Regions from separate parts of the Homo sapiens genome. Here region 2 is linked to region 1. The links are chromatin loops, found by intact Hi-C in ENCODE. Cell type or tissue: left ventricle myocardium inferior. All regions are shown on one strand. Links, peaks and the distances in the headings refer to the core of each region. The heading gives the core; the rest is flanking DNA.

Region 1 (8,332 bases), core at 321-8,320:
CCTGTAATCCCAGCACTTTGGGAAGCTGAGGCAGGCAGATCACTTGAGGTCAGGAGTTCCAGACCAGCCTGGCCAACAAGGTGAAACCATGTGTTTACTAAAAATACAAAAGTTAGCTGGGCGTGGTAGCAGGCACCTGTAATCCTAGCTACTTGGTAGGCTGAGGCAGGAGAATCACTTGACCCTGGAAGGCAGAGGTTGCAGTGAGCTGAGATCGTGCCACTCCATCCAGCCTGGGTGACAGAGTGAGACTCTGTCTTAAATTAAAAAAAAGACCTGCCTGGCCATCACGTTGAAACACTGTCTCCATTAAAAATATGAAAATTAGCTGGGCATGGTCGTGCGTGCCTGTAATCCCTGCTACTCAGGAGGCTGAGGCAGAAGAATCACTTGAACCTGGGAGGCGGAGGTTGCAGCGAGCCAAGATCGCACCATTGCACTCCAGCCTGGGCGACAGAGGGAGACCCTATCTCACAAAAAAAAAAGAAAAAGAAAAAAAGAAAAAAAAAGAATTAAGAGGATTTCCCCCTAAAGTATTAAAAGAAGAGCAAGTATACTTGTTCAGACCATAGAATACAAAAAATACCAAACCTGCAACTTGTACCCAAACCCAGATGGAAGTGGACCAGCCTCCCAGGCAGTGTCCAGGGTCCTAGGTCCTGGCCACCTGCCTGTGGCAAGGCCACAACCATTCCCTTGAGGACACAGAGGGTCCCACCCCGCTGGTGACAGGACCTGCCTAATGACAATTATCTTGCAGCGAGACCTCTCCTCAGCACCCCTGCCTTTAAGCAGAGAGAACCGCCTATGGATTCCATGAGCTATTTATTTTTCATTTTTATTGGTACCTTAAAAAACTAGGAATGTAGGGCCAGGTGCAGTGGCTCATGCATGTAATCCCAGCATTTTGGGAGGCCAAGGTGGGTGGATCACGAGGTCAGGAGTTTGAGACCAGCCTGGCCAACACGGTGAAACCCCGTCTCTACTACAAATACAAAAAATAAATAGCTGGGTGTGGTGGCGCACCCCTGTAGTCCCAGCTACTCAGGAGCCTGAGGCAGGAGAGTTGCTTGAACCCGGGAGGAGGAGGTGGCGCTGAGCCGAGATCGTGCTACTACACTCCAGCCTGGGCGACAGAGTGATACTCTGTCTCAAAAAAACAAAAAACAAAAAAAAACTAGGAATATAACACATGCTTATTGTAAAATATCAAAACAATACAGATGTATATGGAGTAAAAAACCATAAAAATCCCTCCCTTAGCCTTCAAATCCCAACCTCCAGGGGTAAATTACTCATAGAGGATCTTTTCAGAGTCTTTTCCAGGAGTCTCCCATCCTATACAGGTAGGCAAGTGTAATTGTCTACATGAGATGTTGAAGAAGTGTACTTATTATCATGCTAAGGAATGGCAGGTTAGCAAGCCATCTCTTCCTCTGACCCAGAGTTTTGTATTTTTTAAAAAACATAAAAGTAGAAATTTTACCTGGTTTTTAAGATTATGGGTGATTTTTTTTTTTTTTTTTTTTTGAGACGGAGTCTCACTCTGTCACCCAGGCTGGAGTGCAGTGGTGCGATCTCCGCTCACTGCAAGCTCCGCCTCCCGGGTTCACGCCATTCTCCTGCCTCAGCCTCCCGAGTAGCTGGGACTACAGGCGCCCGCCACCACGCCCGGCTAATTTTTTGTATTTTTTAGTAGAGACGGGGTTTCACCGTGTTAGCCAGGATGGTCTTGATCTCCTGACCTCACGATCCGCCTGCCTCGGCCTCCCAAAGTGCTGGGATTACAGGTGTGAGCCACCACGCCTGGCCTATGGGTGGTTTTTGATTTTTCTTTTTTGCTAATGTGTTCATCATAGAACAATGAGATATTCTGTAAATTAAGAAAAAATAGTTTTGGGCAGGCACAGTGGGGCACGCCTGTAATCCCAGTGCTTTGGGAGATGGAGGTGGGTGGATCACCTGAGGTCAGGAGTTTGAGACCAGCCTGGCCAACGTGGTGAAATCCCATCTCTACTAAAAATACAAAACAATTAGACAGGCGTGGTGGCGCTCGCCTGTAATCCTAGCTACTCTGGAGGCTGAGGCAGAAGAATCGCTTGAACCTGGGAGGTGGAGGTTGCAGTGAGCTGAGACTGCGCCATTGTACTCCAGCCTGGGTGACGACAGTGAAACTCTGCCTCAAAAAAAAAAAGAAAAAGAAAAGAAAAAATAGTTTTAAATGTCTCCCAAGAAAGGTGGTGGTTAAGTCATGTGCACCTTCATGTGACCAAGCAATCTTTTCTCTGAGGGAGGCCCCTGTGGAGGGAGGGAGGGGTCTCTGCTGAGTGGGACGCAGGCAGAGCCAGGGCTAGGCTGAGGCACTTGCCTTGCACGTAAAATTTAAGGGGGAGCCAAAAAAACCCTCAGTAGTTTTTTTCCTTTGAGATGGAGTCTTGTTCTGTCGCCCAGGCTGGAGTGCAATGCCCTGATCTCGGCTCACTGCAACCTCCGCCTCCCCGGTTCAAGCAGTTCTCCTGCCTCAGCCTCCCAAGTAGCTGGGATTACAGGTACCCACCACTGCACCCAGCTAATTTTTTTGTATTTTTAGTAGAGATGGAGTTTCACCATGTTGGCCAGGCTGGTCTTGAACTCCTGACCTCAAGTGATCTGCCCACCTTGGCCTCCCAAAGTGCTGGAATTACAGGTGTGAGCCACCGCATCTGGCCAAGATAAATTATTCTTTAATGTAATATTTTAAAAAAACAAAGTTAATGAGAAAAACCCTTCCAGGAACAAAATATCAAAACTTTATTTCTTTAGAGACAGGGTCTCACTCTTCTGCCCAGGCTGGAGTGCAGTGGTGCAACCATACCTCACTGCAGCTTTGAACTCTTTGGCTCAAGTGAGCCTCCTGCCTCAGCCCCCGGAGTAGCTGGGACCACAGGTGTGCACCACCATGCTCTGCTATTTTAAAAATTTCTTGTAGAGACAGAGTCTTGCTGTGTGGCCCAGACTAGTCTCAAACTCCTGGTCTCAAACTCCTGGCCCAAGCGATCCTCCCACCTTGGCCTCCCAAAGCACTAGGATTACAGGCATGAGCAACCACGCCTGGCCCCTCAAAATTGTAAAGAAAGACAGAATTGAACCCTGCACATGCACGACCATGCCTCATCCTAGTAGGGGCCCTGGAGGAGGGTGACGTTTTGGACCAATGAGTACTTTAAGGAAGCACAGGGCACAACAGAGGGAAGCATGGATTTGGGGTGGGCAGGGAAAGCCTGGAGAGGGGAGTTGGAGAACATAAGTGATGATCCATTTTGCAAAGGGAATTCCTACAGACTCCCAGACCAGCTAAGGGATCTACATTGCCGAGGGACCACCTGGACATAAGAAGCGAAGCCAGCACAGATTCCCCATCATCCCAGCCCCTGCAGGGCTGTGGAGCTGTGGGGAGCCCATCTCTGCTGTAGAGAGAGAAGGGAGAGGGCAAGTTTGTGCTTGGGGCTCCTATAGAAGCTGTCCTAGTGAGAAAATGCACCTGCAGTTCAGTTAGGTACTTACTAAACAAGAAAGATACAGTCTAAAAATACTCGGTTTTCCCGTGGAGTAGAAGCTTGTTTGCCTGCTTTCTCTACCTTTATTTTCCTAATCCTCTTTTAAAAGTGATTTTTCCAGTAGACAAATGAGAGTCTAAAAGTAAATTGTAAAAATATGGAGAACTTTTATACTTTACTACTAATAAAAAAGTCCAAATTGTACAGTTTTGCTTTTAGCAAGTTTTAAAAAGTATATCAAGTGTCAGTATCTTTCACTGGGGGAAGGTGCAGGAAATGAGCATTTAGTCATTGCGGGTAAGCTGTTAGAGTTATTTTGGAGAGGATTTGGCTGTGTGCATTATTAGCCTTAACAATCACAAATGTTGGCACTGGCTGGGCACAGTGGCTCATGCCTGTAACCCTAGCACTTTGGGAGGCCGAGGCAGGCAGCTCGCTTGAGCCTAGGAGTTTGAGACCAACCTGGGCAACATCATGAAACCTCAACGAAAAAAATACAAAATATTAGCTGGGCATGGTGGCATGTGCCTGCAGTCCCAGCTACTGGGGTGGCAGAGGTGGGAGGATCACTTGAGCCCAATGCAGTGAGCTGTGATGACATCACTGCACTCCAGCCTGGGTAGCAGAGTGAGACTATACAAAGTACAAATTAACTATTAATAATTCCAGGGATTAGGATTTGGACATCTTTGGGAGAGGGTGTCACTATCTACCTACCACATTAGGTGATTGGAGGGAGAGGCACTGGATGTGTATGAGGGACAGAGGGACCATAGAGGACTTCTCCATGGAGATGACATTTGAATTGAGATGTGGTAAGGTCAAGCTAGCCTTCTGGATGTCAGGGGAAAGGGGAGAGATAACAGTGAGGCTGGAAAGGATCAGTTAGAGGAACAGAAAGACCAGTGCGACTTTAGTAGGAAGCAGGAACTGGCCAAATTGCTGAAAATCAGTTGACAAGAGCCAATTTGCTGATACGATCAAGTCACTAAAAACTAGTTTCTGTTAATTACCTACAAAGCTAAAATATGCTGTTGCCTCATTTTCAACAATTTTTAAAAATTAGTAGGTTTTTGGGAGGCTGAGGCGGGTGGATAACGAGGTCAGGAGTTTGAGACCAGCTTGACCAACGGTAAAGCCCCGTTTCTACTAAAAATACAAAAATTAGCTGGGCGTGGTGGCACGTGCCTGTAATCCTAGATACTCAGGAGGCTGAGGCAGGAGAATCATTTGAACCCAGGAGGCAGAGGTTGCAGTGAGCCAAGATCGCGCCACTGCACTCCAACCTGGGCGACAGAGCAAGACTCTGTCTCAAAAAAAAAAAAAAATTAGTAGGTTTTATTATTTAGAGCGGTTTTAGGTTTACAGAAAACTTGAACTCAAGCCCAGATTTCCCATCCGTTCTCCCTATTTTTCCTATTATTAACATCTTGCATTAATGTGGTATATTTGTTACAATTATGCACCAGTATGTATACATTATTATTCACTGAAGCTCATGGTTTATATTAGGTGTAGCTCTTTGTGTCCCATGGGTTTTGACAAATGAATAATGTCATATATCCACAATTATTGTATCATACAGAGTAGTTTCTCTGCCTTAAAATTCCCCTGTGCTCCACTTTTTCATCCATCACTCTTCCTTAAACCCCTGGCAACCAATGATCTTTTTACAATCTCTATAGTTTTGCCTTTTCTAGAATGTCATATGTAGACATGGGCCACATAATGACGTTTTGGTCAACAAGAGACTGCATATATGATGGTGGTCCCATAAAATAATAATGGAGTTGCTTTATACAGATGTACCATTTAAAAACATCCTCTGTACAAGTATTTTTACTATACCATTTCTGTTTGATATGTTTAGATACATAATACTCACCAGTGTGAGTATTGCCTACAATATTCAACACAGTGACATGCCGTACAGGTTTGTAGCCTAGGAGCAATAGGCCATACCATATAGCCTCACTGTGTAGTAGGCTACACCATCTAGGTTTGTGTAACTACACTCTGTGATGTTCAAATAATGACAGAATCACCTAATGATGCATTTCTTACAACGTATCCCCATTGTTGAGTGACATATGATTGTAGTTGGAGTCATACAGTGTGTAGCCTTTTCAGACTGGCTTCTTTTACTTAGCGCTATGCATTTAAGATCCCCTCATGTCTTCTTGTGGCTTGATAGCTCATTTCTTCTTATCATTGATTAATGTTCCATTGTATGGATGTAGCAGTTTATCCACTCACCTATTGAAGGATCTTGGTCGCTTCCAATTTTTGGCAATTATGACTACAGCTTCTATAAACATTTGTGTGCAAGTTTGTGTGGGTATAAGTTTTCAACTCAATTTAGTTGAGGTTTAGTTTCAATGAATCAGACTTAATGGTCTGGCTGAATTGAATGTCATTTTCACATGTGTTTCACATCAAGATGTTTGCATACTCTGCTGTGCTGAAAACTCATGTAAGATGTTCATTAGATCAAGCTGGGTAAAAAATCAGCAAGTTAGAGGAGGAGAAAAGGCATTGGACTTCGATGAACATGTACTGAAAGAAACACTTCCTGTAAGTCGCTTCTAAAATCCTAACATTTAAGACTTGCTTAATTCTGAAATTTGAATATATAAAACATCCTCACTCCCATAAGTTATGGACCTGAAGTAAACTGAACTTGGGCTGGCCTCAGTGAAATGGCAGTAGTGAAGTTAGAAATAAGCTTAATCTAAAACTTAATTTAAATGAAAACTTTGGAAAAAAACCTCAAGGACAACACAAAATGTCAGTTTTATAAATAGCAAGTAGAAACAAGAGTCACATATTTCAAGGATTGGAGAAGGCTGACCCACTGAGACATGGAAGGTGAAAAGTTCTTGGAATAAACAATGGACACTGGTGTTACTTATCGGAGGCAAAGTTAATCAGTCTGATGTGTAAACTTGGAGATTACTTTTTTGTATTTATGTATTTTTGTTCATATGAAGAGTCTAAAGATTTTGGTCAACTTGCAATCTATGCTTGTTTGTTTTTTCATTTGTAAAAAGATGGAAATTAATGATATGATTGATCTCCAAGATGTACTCTACCTCTGATATCCTAGCACTCTAAAACTAGAGCACTGTAGGAAAGTAAATAGACTCTTTGATTACTTAGAACATTTAGGAGATGGGATAATCTTAGTAATTGTACCTTCTGATTCATCGATAATGAACACTGATTCATTTCTGGTTCAAAAAGTATTAGAAACTGTAAATCTACTTTTGTCTGGGAAAATCCAAGTGTGAAGAACAGAAGGGAATTTGTTTTGGAGGATTCTTTCAATTATGCTTTGGGATTTGAAGATGGATAAGATGGGAGAAACTGAATGGGAATGAATGCACTGAGGTCAGGTTTTACCTTAGAAAAAGTTTTTTTTTTTAAATTAACATTAAACATTTTCTATTAACTTGCAATTTCTTGGGATAAAGAGGTAAGCCAAGGTTCCCCAGTTAGCAGCTGTGAAATGCATCCCAGCCTTTACAGGGTTGTGGTTAGGTCTTCAAAGTTATATGGTGTCATAAGCCTTCAATATTTGTTGTACTTTGCTTATCTGGCTCAACTAGAGGCTAGCTGATAGAGATCAAAGACCTTCAAAATTGTATTGTGGTAGGGATGTGACATAGTAGTCAGAAGCTGTTTGGAATTTCTATGGGTTGGGCCTAAACGTTGTACTTGGAGTGAAAAGGAACACAAGTCAGCTGGTGAAGCAATGTTGGACATTCCCCTGGGTTTGACCTAGTTCAAGTTCCTAGCTCCTAGTTCTATATTTGCTTTTGACAGTAGTGGCAGCACATTTGTTGTTTGACCTGGCTTGCTTTCTAGAGCTGCTGAGGTTTGGTGTCTCACTCTGTTCCTCTGGTCCCATATTTGCGGACCTAGTTCCAGTTTTGGGTATAGCCACTTCCTGGCAGTTGCCTGCCTCCCCGCTCCTGTCTTGGGCATGCCCAGGGGTTCTCAGGGAATGCCATGGATCAGGAGGAGACCCGTGGGGTCTGCATTTCACACATCTTGAACGCATCACTGATTTGCCCGGTAATATGATGCATCACTAATTCTACCCTGTGATATATGTGGTTGTTCACCTCTCAGGGATATCCAACAGAACTTCAACTTGTTTTTTATTAACTGGAAAAGTCTGAACATTAACTTCAGTAATACACTCAGAGGTGGTTGAATGTTTGTGAATTAAAACACCTACTTCAATTCTCAGGTTTTCTCTTTCAATGGAATTGTGAATTGAATTTCTCATGTCCCTGGGGGTTTGGGGCTTTTCTGGGATTTGGATCATGTTGATGTTTAGATGGGTAATGTCAAACATTAACCAACTTTCTGAACATTGAAATCTACTGACTCTTATGCCTTCTATGTTAAGTTTCCAGGAATAATGGTCTTTCAAAAAGCCATGACCTTAACATACATAATAGAAAATAATCTGTGTTGTTTTCAGTTTTATGTTCAATTTTTTTTTTTCTTGAGACAGAGTCTTGCTCTGTAGCCGGGGTGGAGTGCAGTGGCGCGATCTTGGCTCACTGCAACCTCCACTTCCCGGGCTCAAGTGATTCTCCCACCTCAGCCTCCCATGTAGCTGGGATTACAGGTGCCCACCATGCACCCAGCTAATTTTTGTATTTTTAGTAGGAACAGGGTTTCACCACATTGCCCAGGCTGGTCTTGAACTCCTGTCCTCAAGTGATCCTCCTGCCTTGGCCTCCCAAAGTGCTAGGATTACAGGTGTGAGCCACTGCACCCGG
Region 2 (8,332 bases), core at 88-8,087, 390 kb after region 1:
TGCTTGGTACTGTGTAATTGTTAAAAATTATTACTTGTGGATGTTTCTGATGTGCAAAATATGCAAATGCCAGTAACATCCAGTGTGGACAGACCTGCCCTTCCTCCTTCCATGATACGTACCAAGGGCACTTGGACCTCTGACCAGGTGATGTTGGGCATGGCGGATGCAGGCTGCAGCAGCGTTGTGGGGAAGAAAAGGTTGTAGTGGCCCGTGGCTGCCAGGTACAAAGTCACAGTGATATTGAAGGGCAGTGTGAAGACTGGGAGGTCCCACTTGCTGAAGATGGTACCCAGGGCACTGGAGAGGATGGGGCTGATGGCAGAAGCATGAGAGATGCTGGTCAGGAAGCCGCCTGGTCATAACACTAGACTGTGCTGCAGTGGGGGCTCCCTGTGCCTTCCTAGAGAAAAGCAGCCTGCTGGGTATTCTCTGGAGCCTGACTGGCCCTGAGCAGGTCTTTCCCTGGGCCTCTTCCTCCCTGCACAGTGACAGGGTGGGGCACCCAGACTCAACTTCAGAAGAAGATATAAGGCAGGCAGTCTCAGAACTTCCTTCAGGAATCCTATAGCTCCATCCCCAGGCATCAGGTTGGGGAGGCCGAGGGGAGGGAATCACATTCATTCAACAAATGTTTTTTTGAGTGGCTGTGTGCATGGGCTTTGTGGCCAGGGTGCCCTGTGTTTTCTCAACATGGGGTAGAGCAGGCACTGAGGGCTTCCCCATGGCTGGGCCTTCAGCCTACCCTGGGAGGTGGTCTTGGTCTGCTCAGGGGTCCCAAGGATTTAGAAAAGCCGGGGTAGGGGAGGGTTGAAAAGATTTCCAGAAACTGACAGGACCCTATAGTGCAGCTCTTAACCAATGTGGGCCTCAGTTTCTTTCTCTGCACTCTGGCAGGGTGAGACCAAAAACCATTTAGATCTTAAAAGAATAATAAAGGGTGGTCGCTAATGGGATACTGTGTATAGACCTAGCATGGGGCTACCATGGTATAAACTTAGTTATTAGTCCAGTGGACATTTCTGATGTGCAAGCTAAATACATGCCACTTTAATATCACGTTTAGACAGACGGTCATGGGATTGGGATGAAAAGGTTGGTGGCCATTGATATGAACCCACAACCCTTCAAAAGCAAACTTACCAAGACATGGACATGATGATGACGGGTAGCAACAGCCACCAGTAGTAGTCACCTTTGTCTGAGAACACGGCCATCAGCAGCCCCACCAGCACCCCATTGTAGCCGTGAAATCCTGCAGCGATGGCCGACCTGGCAGGAGAGGGAGGGTCAGGTGGAGCAGGGGCTTCCCCAGGGCCCTTTACATTTTCCTATTGAGTCAGATTCTTTTTATCTGGGGCCTGACTACACACGCCTTCAAATAGACCACCCTTCTGGGAGTGGGGAAGGAAGACAACCCTATGAATCCTTCATATTTCTCTAGAAATATGTTGCTATGACAAAATAACCAGGGAACAGTCATTTTTAGTTGTCAGTGTCCTTATTTTGAGGATTTCTCAGCTGGGAAGAGGAAGAATGGTCCCCATGGGGAGTGACTTCTTGGCTACATGTTTGGACCCTGAGCCTCTGGGACTTACTTGTCCTGACTCAGGATGAGGGCTGTCAAGGTGGACATGATGGTACCCAGGCAGCCTGAGATCGCCCACCAGGGGTTCTGGATGAAGAGGCCGAGGATGATGAGGATGCCGCTGAGGGGGTTGTTCACAAACATCACTTGAGATGTGCCTCGGAGGACCCAGTCAAAGAACTGGAACACTGGGGACTTGTCTGAAATGGAACCGGGGCAGGAAGTAGGCAAGTGCTCAGTGTGGGCAGCCCTGGGTGGGCAGATGGAGGGTGTGAGGGAATCTGGATATCCGAAGTGGGTTTGCAGGAAGCCAGCCACCTGCTGTCACCTGCCACCAAAGATGGTAAACAAGGAACTCAAGAGAGCATCTGACTGCCAAGAAAACTCTTGAGACCCATCACCAGCCAGATGTGACCTCCAGGTTGTTTTTCTGGCAGGGGGGATTAGGTGCCCTGAGCTGCCTCTGACCCCTGTGGTGGTACCATGAATTTTCAAGAACATGTTCTTGCTGCATAGAGGGCATTAAACCCATGGGCTGAGCTCTGGAAAGATTGCTAAAGAGAACCTATTGGCATGGTAGACACAGTTCTCCCATGAACCATCCAGATGGCGTTTTTCTAGAATGCTGGCTCTAGAATCCCAATGCGAAAAACACCTGTCTGCAATATTCAGATGGGATATTTGAGATAGCAGAAGTGTTCTGTTCAGAAATGAGAGCTCATGAGCTCACACTCTTGCATGTATTGCTATTTATAGTTCAAGAGGCTGTATGTCTGTTTTAACAGCAAAACTCCCAGCTTCCAGGAAAGACCACAGTAACAGAGTGCAGTCTAGTCTAAGTCTAGTCTATAGGGAACCCCCATGGCAATGGGTTTCCTGGGGATGGGTGGAGGTGAGTTTTTAGGGTCAGGGTCAGTGTTGTTCTCATAGAATTTTACCTTTAAGTCCCTCTCCACACTCCTTCATCTCTCCTGTGATGTAGCTGAGGGCTTTGCTGACCCTTTTCCCACTGGCAGCCATGGAACTCCGAATCCAGGATGTCTTGGAAATGTTTGTTTCCACTTTTATCTCAGAGCTCTCCTCCATGGTGTCCAGATCCTGTCCAGGACAGAGATAGGCAAGAGTCTCCCACATTCGGTGGTTCTTACACTGAGAATTCATGTTTGTGGTCACTCAGGGACCAAATAAGATTGTCATTTGGTATTTCATTAAATTGCTGTTTAACCTCCCTGTTTCTGTAGATTAGACTGTCTTTTGTTTGACACATGACCTCATCTAATAGGTTAACTACCGTGAGGCACAGTAAGATAACATCTTTACTTTCGTTCTGTGGAGGAGGACTCTGGCAAGTGGAGGTTCTCATTTTCAAAGGTCAAGGTCAAACAGTAGAACTGAGATTAACCACAGATTTTTAGTCTTTTTTTTTTTTTAACATTAATACTCTTTCCAGAAGAAATGGCTTTCTCCCTGGCATGTCTAGTCTTTAAGATATAACTGTTCATAAACATAAGGGTATGAAATTGAACATGTGAAGATTCTGTTTTTGAAAACAGGCACCAGCTTATTTCCTAAATGCTTGAATACTGGGTTTAAAGGAAGCCTGATAATAATTCAAATACAAGGAATATGAAAAGTTACAAAGTAAACTGTGAAAGAGACATTTTTGTCCCAGGTAATTACATTTCAGAAAATACGAATGCAAGAAAAGTTTGCCTAAATCGGAGAACCTTGTTTACAGCTCTCAGCTCCCTCATCTGCTGTGGGCTCTGTGACTGTAGGGCGCTGTCCCTGATTCAGGACACTCAGTACTCACAAGCAGCTCGACTGTGGGCTTCCGGTATCGATAGGGAAATGGGTCTTTGTTTTGTCTTTCCTGGTGTTCGCCTTTTCCAAACACTGGAGTTAGAAGGAAAGAGCACCATCAGTTAGGACACCTCTACTCTGGCACCTCAGAAGCTAATGTCCTGCAAGGCTCAAGAGGTGTTAAGATTATGCAGTATTTCCTGTTCCTACTGAGGAAGCACAGAATCATGGGGCCTTGCAGCTCGAAGGCTCTTTTGTTCTTTTACTGGTCATGGATCCATCTGGGCCCTCGCTTTGGGGAAAAAGTGTACATCTTCATATAAACAGGGCATTTTACAAGGAATTTAGGGAGCTCAGAGATTCCACTAACTTTTAATTAAGAAGCCCTCATTTAGCTCAACCTTGATAATTTTTTAGATGAGGAAACAGCAGCCTGGAGAGACAGTGACTTGTGCTTGATCCCGGAATCCAGGGTTCTTTCTCCTGTTCCACATGGAGAACTTGAAGGTGAACAAAAAAAAAAAAAAAAAAAAAAAAAAAAGAAACTTGGTTGTTGTTGAAGCCCTTCACTTCCTGTTCATAAAGTATTAAGCTGCCTGAGCCATGAGCCATGCATAATCTGTGTTTGAATTTGGCCATGACTCTCCTCACCTGGATGACCTCAGGCTGTTCTGTTTGTTTTTGTTTTTGTTTTTTTAAGGTATTGTAGTAGCAATGGCTGGTGGGATTAGGACAAGAGACATCCATGTAATCTCTTGAAGCAGATTTTGGCAAGCCTTTGTAATTGTAGAAAACTCTTGCAATGTGGATCTAAACATTTTTATTATTACAGGTAATTTACTTTTAGAGACCACCAATTTCAGTAGGGTTTTATGCATCCTGAAAGATGTTCAGGCCCCTGGAAGTTTCCTTCTTGATGCTTTGGTTCCCTCCTGTGGTCAAGTGTGAGAATAGCAGGCTGGGCTCTGACTACCCTGTGTTTTCAGACTGAATTGCCTGTTCCCCCGTTCTGCACTCATGAGTCGTCAGGGTGTCAAAACACTAGAAGGGATGCATCGAAGGCACTGTGTTCCCACTTCTGAAGGGACAGGGACTGCAGATACCAGTGTGTTTGGGAGGTGACACCATTCAGGACAAACAAATTCATTTTGAAAGCTTTGAAAGGAAGAGTAGGAAGCAGAAGGGATCCCTTGAAATTGGAGGCCTGTGTGTGATATCCCCACTGACCCGCTGTTTCTGTCTGAAGCTCCTCTCTGCCTGCCAGTGCTGCAGGGCTCTCTACTATGCTCTCCCCAACCACAGCCCCTATCCTGAGACGATGTTAGGAGGAATTTATTAAGCCTTTGAGGCAAACCGTGGTCTCTTCCACACTCTGCTGGGGAACCTCTATCAAAGACAAACTCCTGAGCTACAGGGGCCCTTGAGATGTGCAATGTCCTCGGCAATCCCCTCTCCACCTCGTGTATTTTCCCATATTCACTCAAAGTCCATTTCTCTGGGCTAACTGACTTGTGGTATGAAATGATGAGACTTGGGGGAGCTGGAGGAAGAAGGTCATTCAGGCATCTTCTGGGGAGCATGTGATGTTGCACTAACTTGGGAGTCACTTTTATTCCCAACAGTGGCCCTAGTCAGCTGTGTGACTCTGGGCAATGCTGCCCCCTCTCTGGGGATTGGAGGCAGGATTAGATGGTCCCTGTGTCCTGGATCTTCATGAGGCTGCTCCAACCTTGCAGCTGGTTGAGGAAACCTCCCCAGACTCCTCCCTGTTTGCTGCCACATGTTCTCAGCTTCCACGTCCAAATTTCTGGCCTCCACTTGTTCAGCTTTAGCGGCCCTTGGATACCCTCTTCCTGGCCTTTGGCAGCACTTTCCCCACCATGGGTCTCTACCTGTGCCCTTGGCCTCCCCACCATTGCCATAGATGGGAACTGTTCATCTCTAGCCTCCTAGACCAGTGGTTTTTGATTTGCTGGCAAATTAGAATCTCCTGGAGAGCTTTAGAAGCTCCTGATGCCCACCCAGGCTGCTCTGCAGATGAATTAAACTAGTCACTGGGATGGGATGCAGGTGATTCCAATGTGCAGCCAGGTTGAGACCCCAGAATCTCACTGCCTGTCCCAGCTTCAGCCTCTCCGAGACCCAGGGGGCATCCAGACGCATTCGGGGAACTGTGGCCTTGGTCAGACGTCAGGTGTGAGAGGTCAAGTCTGACTCCAGCGGGTCTCCCCACCACCCTGTGAAGTAGGTATTGCCATTGTCCCTGTTTTATTAGAGACTAGGAAGGCAGGGATCCAAGCGTGAGGGGGAGGACATGCACACCTTTGCTCCTCCTCCGAATGGATGACCACTCGATGTGAAATACACTCCTGTGCTTGGAGAGCACAGCCTCCGAGCCCTCCTCCACCTTTGGGCCTGCTGTGGGTGGATGCTCCCCACCGCCTCCTAGCCAGGGGCAAAACAAGACAGGTCAGTGTCCCACCTAGTCCGCACCTGAGAGAGCCAAGCAGAGAGCTGGGAAAAATCACACAGATGCTGGAAAGGAGAGAGCAGTGAAGCCTGAAGCTGGAGTAGTCATTGCATCAGTCTCTGCATAAAACACTTAGCTTCTCTATTTCTCCCATTAAAACTTCTACTTCCTCTCCCCACAGTAACCCAAGTTATAGTCTGTCAAGAAATGGATGAGCAGTTTGCCTTATTTCTTAGTGTGCAAGGAAGCACTCTAAGACCCATTTAGCTGCAACTTGCACTGGCATGAGCAGGTGGCAGCCAGCGTCTTGGACTTCATCTGTGGCAGGGAGTTCCAAAACTGCCTGCATGTTAGAATCACCCAGGTGCTTTAAAAAAATGCCTGAGCTCCACCTCAGACCAGTTTAAAAAAATTAAAGTTTTGAATGCCCATGGTATTTAAAAGATGGCTCCAATATGCAGCTTGGGCTGAGAACTGACATCAGCTCTTGCTACTCAACGTGTGGTCCCTGTGGTCCCTGGACCAGTAGCATCAGCATCATCTGCCTGGGAGCTTGTTAGAAATGCAGAATCTCAGGCCTTAACCAAGACTGATGGAATCAGAATCTGTATTTTAACAAGAGCCACTGGGTGAATTCTGTGCTTATTAAAGCCTGACCAATACCAATTTATGGGGAGCTAGGAGTGCTGAGTCTGTAATCAGCTACAAGAAGCACTCTGCTGTACCTTATTATGTTCAGTTTTCACACTATTGGGAGAGCAGAGCACTCTTATCACTTGGGATAGGGTCTCTCAATGTGTGGATCAAGAACTGACAGCATTGAATTATCTTGGTGTCTTGTTAAAGTGCATGCTCCTAGCCCTATTGCCTCACCCACACCCAGGTCTCGTAATTGGAAAATCTGGTGATCCTGGGGGGTATGCAGTTTTACCTTGCTCTGCTTGGAGCTCCAGTACACACTAGAGTTAGATGGTCCAGCAGCTGCTTGGAACAGTAGAAAACATTCACACTATTACATCTGCATATTTTCTGGGTTGACTCATTTGGCCTTTTCAGCAGTGCCTTGAATAGAATGGGCACTATATATTATCACTAAAAGGTGGAAAATTGAGGCTCAGAGTGATTTCTTTAGCATCCTACAAATGGTGAGTCACATGACTCAGCTCCCAATCCTTTTCTCTGCATTTTTGCTACTCAGTCTGGTTTGTGGACCAGGGAGCTTGCTTGGAATTCAGAATCTCAGGCCCTACCCCAGAACTACTGAATTTGAATTGGCTTTTAACAAGATCTCCAGCTGATTCGTGTGCATACGAAAGCTGGAAAGCACTGGGGTAGATCACACTGCTTATGTAGAAACAACTATGGCAAAGCTCAGAACATAGCAGGGCCAACAACAAGAGGGTCTGTGGGGCATGCATGATTAAGGAAAGCAGGTCTTGTCTACACTTTTTTTTTTCTAAGACGGAGTCTTGCTCTGTCACCCAGGCTGGAGTGCAGTGGCACAATCTCAGCTCATTACAACCTCCACCTCCCGGATTCAAGCAATTCCCTGCCTCAGCCTCCTGAGTAGCTGGGATTACAGGTGCCCACCATCACACCCGGCTAATTTTTCTATTTTTGGTAGAGACAGGGTTTCACCATCTTGGCCAGGCTGGTCTTGAATTCCTGACCTCGTGATCCACCCATCTGGGATTCCCAAAGTGCTGGGAGTACAGGCGTGAGCTACAGCGCCCAGCCTTGTCTATATTTTTATGCTGAAAGTTTACACACCTGATCGTGTCCCTTCCCTCTGGCTCAGGATGGAGAAGCAGCTACTGTTTCAGCATCCTGTCCAGGGGTCAGTGTTGAGCTGTAACTCCCAAGACTGAGAAGTGCCCCTCAACTCTGCATTTCAGAGATACCTGGAGTGTCAACTTGTCCTGGGACGTCTGTGCAGGCAGGGTTCATGCAGGATGATGAGGGGTATCATTGCATCACCTGACCAAGTGGGGCGTTCTCCCATAGTGCCATTCCCCAGAGCATGTCTGCCAGACTGGGAAGGCACCTCTGCCAGTCCACTGCTTCTTGTTCCTCATATGCCAAGTGTCTGCTACCCTAGTCATCCCCTTGGTAATCCTAGTTTGACCTTAGAATCATAAACTCAGAACTGAATGGGAGTTTCAAGATCACAGTTCACCTTCCCCATTCAGAGAAATTAACTCACCCAAATCATACAGTTCATTAATCCTGGCAAAGCTAGGAATTGCATTTGGGTCTCTCAGTTCCCAATTCACTGCTCTTTCCACCCTGATGCTGCATTATATCGAAAGGCACAGACCTGTTTGGTGCAAGAAAGGAGTTTTCCTTTTAGTCTAGGGCCTGTACCTGGATATCGGAGGGCATGACAAACACCATTTACTAACCAATGTTATTCTTCATATATCCAAAGAGGCACTCCAGTTTAACAAAACAAGGCAACATCTACCTGGAAA

What was found. Peaks named below come from ENCODE experiments on the same cell type or tissue, not always from the same donor. Only the 100,000 strongest peaks of a DNase experiment are listed, where the experiment ranks them.
Region 2: it touches region 1 in a loop (3-fold over the local background); 4 of 110 quality-filtered maps call a loop at or near these places.

Annotation. Positions count from the first base shown.
Region 1 is chr18:46,051,196-46,059,527 of GRCh38, reverse strand. All of the region lies in intron 1 of PSTPIP2 (proline-serine-threonine phosphatase interacting protein 2), which reads left to right. Among named protein-coding and RNA genes, the nearest start is that of PSTPIP2, 17 kb to the left of the region's middle. In left ventricle myocardium inferior, for the core only: no CTCF peak of the experiment used is centred there; no DNase peak of the experiment used is centred there.
Region 2 is chr18:45,661,289-45,669,620 of GRCh38, reverse strand. It overlaps SLC14A2 (solute carrier family 14 member 2), which reads right to left. Exons shown (of 20, transcript NM_007163.4): 11 at 5,714-5,836; 12 at 3,402-3,484; 13 at 2,527-2,686; 14 at 1,599-1,788; 15 at 1,144-1,272; 16 at 123-315. All of the region lies in intron 7 of LOC105372093 (a long non-coding RNA gene), which reads left to right. Among named protein-coding and RNA genes, the nearest start is that of SLC14A2, 50 kb to the right of the region's middle. In left ventricle myocardium inferior, for the core only: CTCF peaks have their summits at 4,132 and 4,332 (motif pointing left); no DNase peak of the experiment used is centred there; H3K27ac peaks cover 1,780 bases.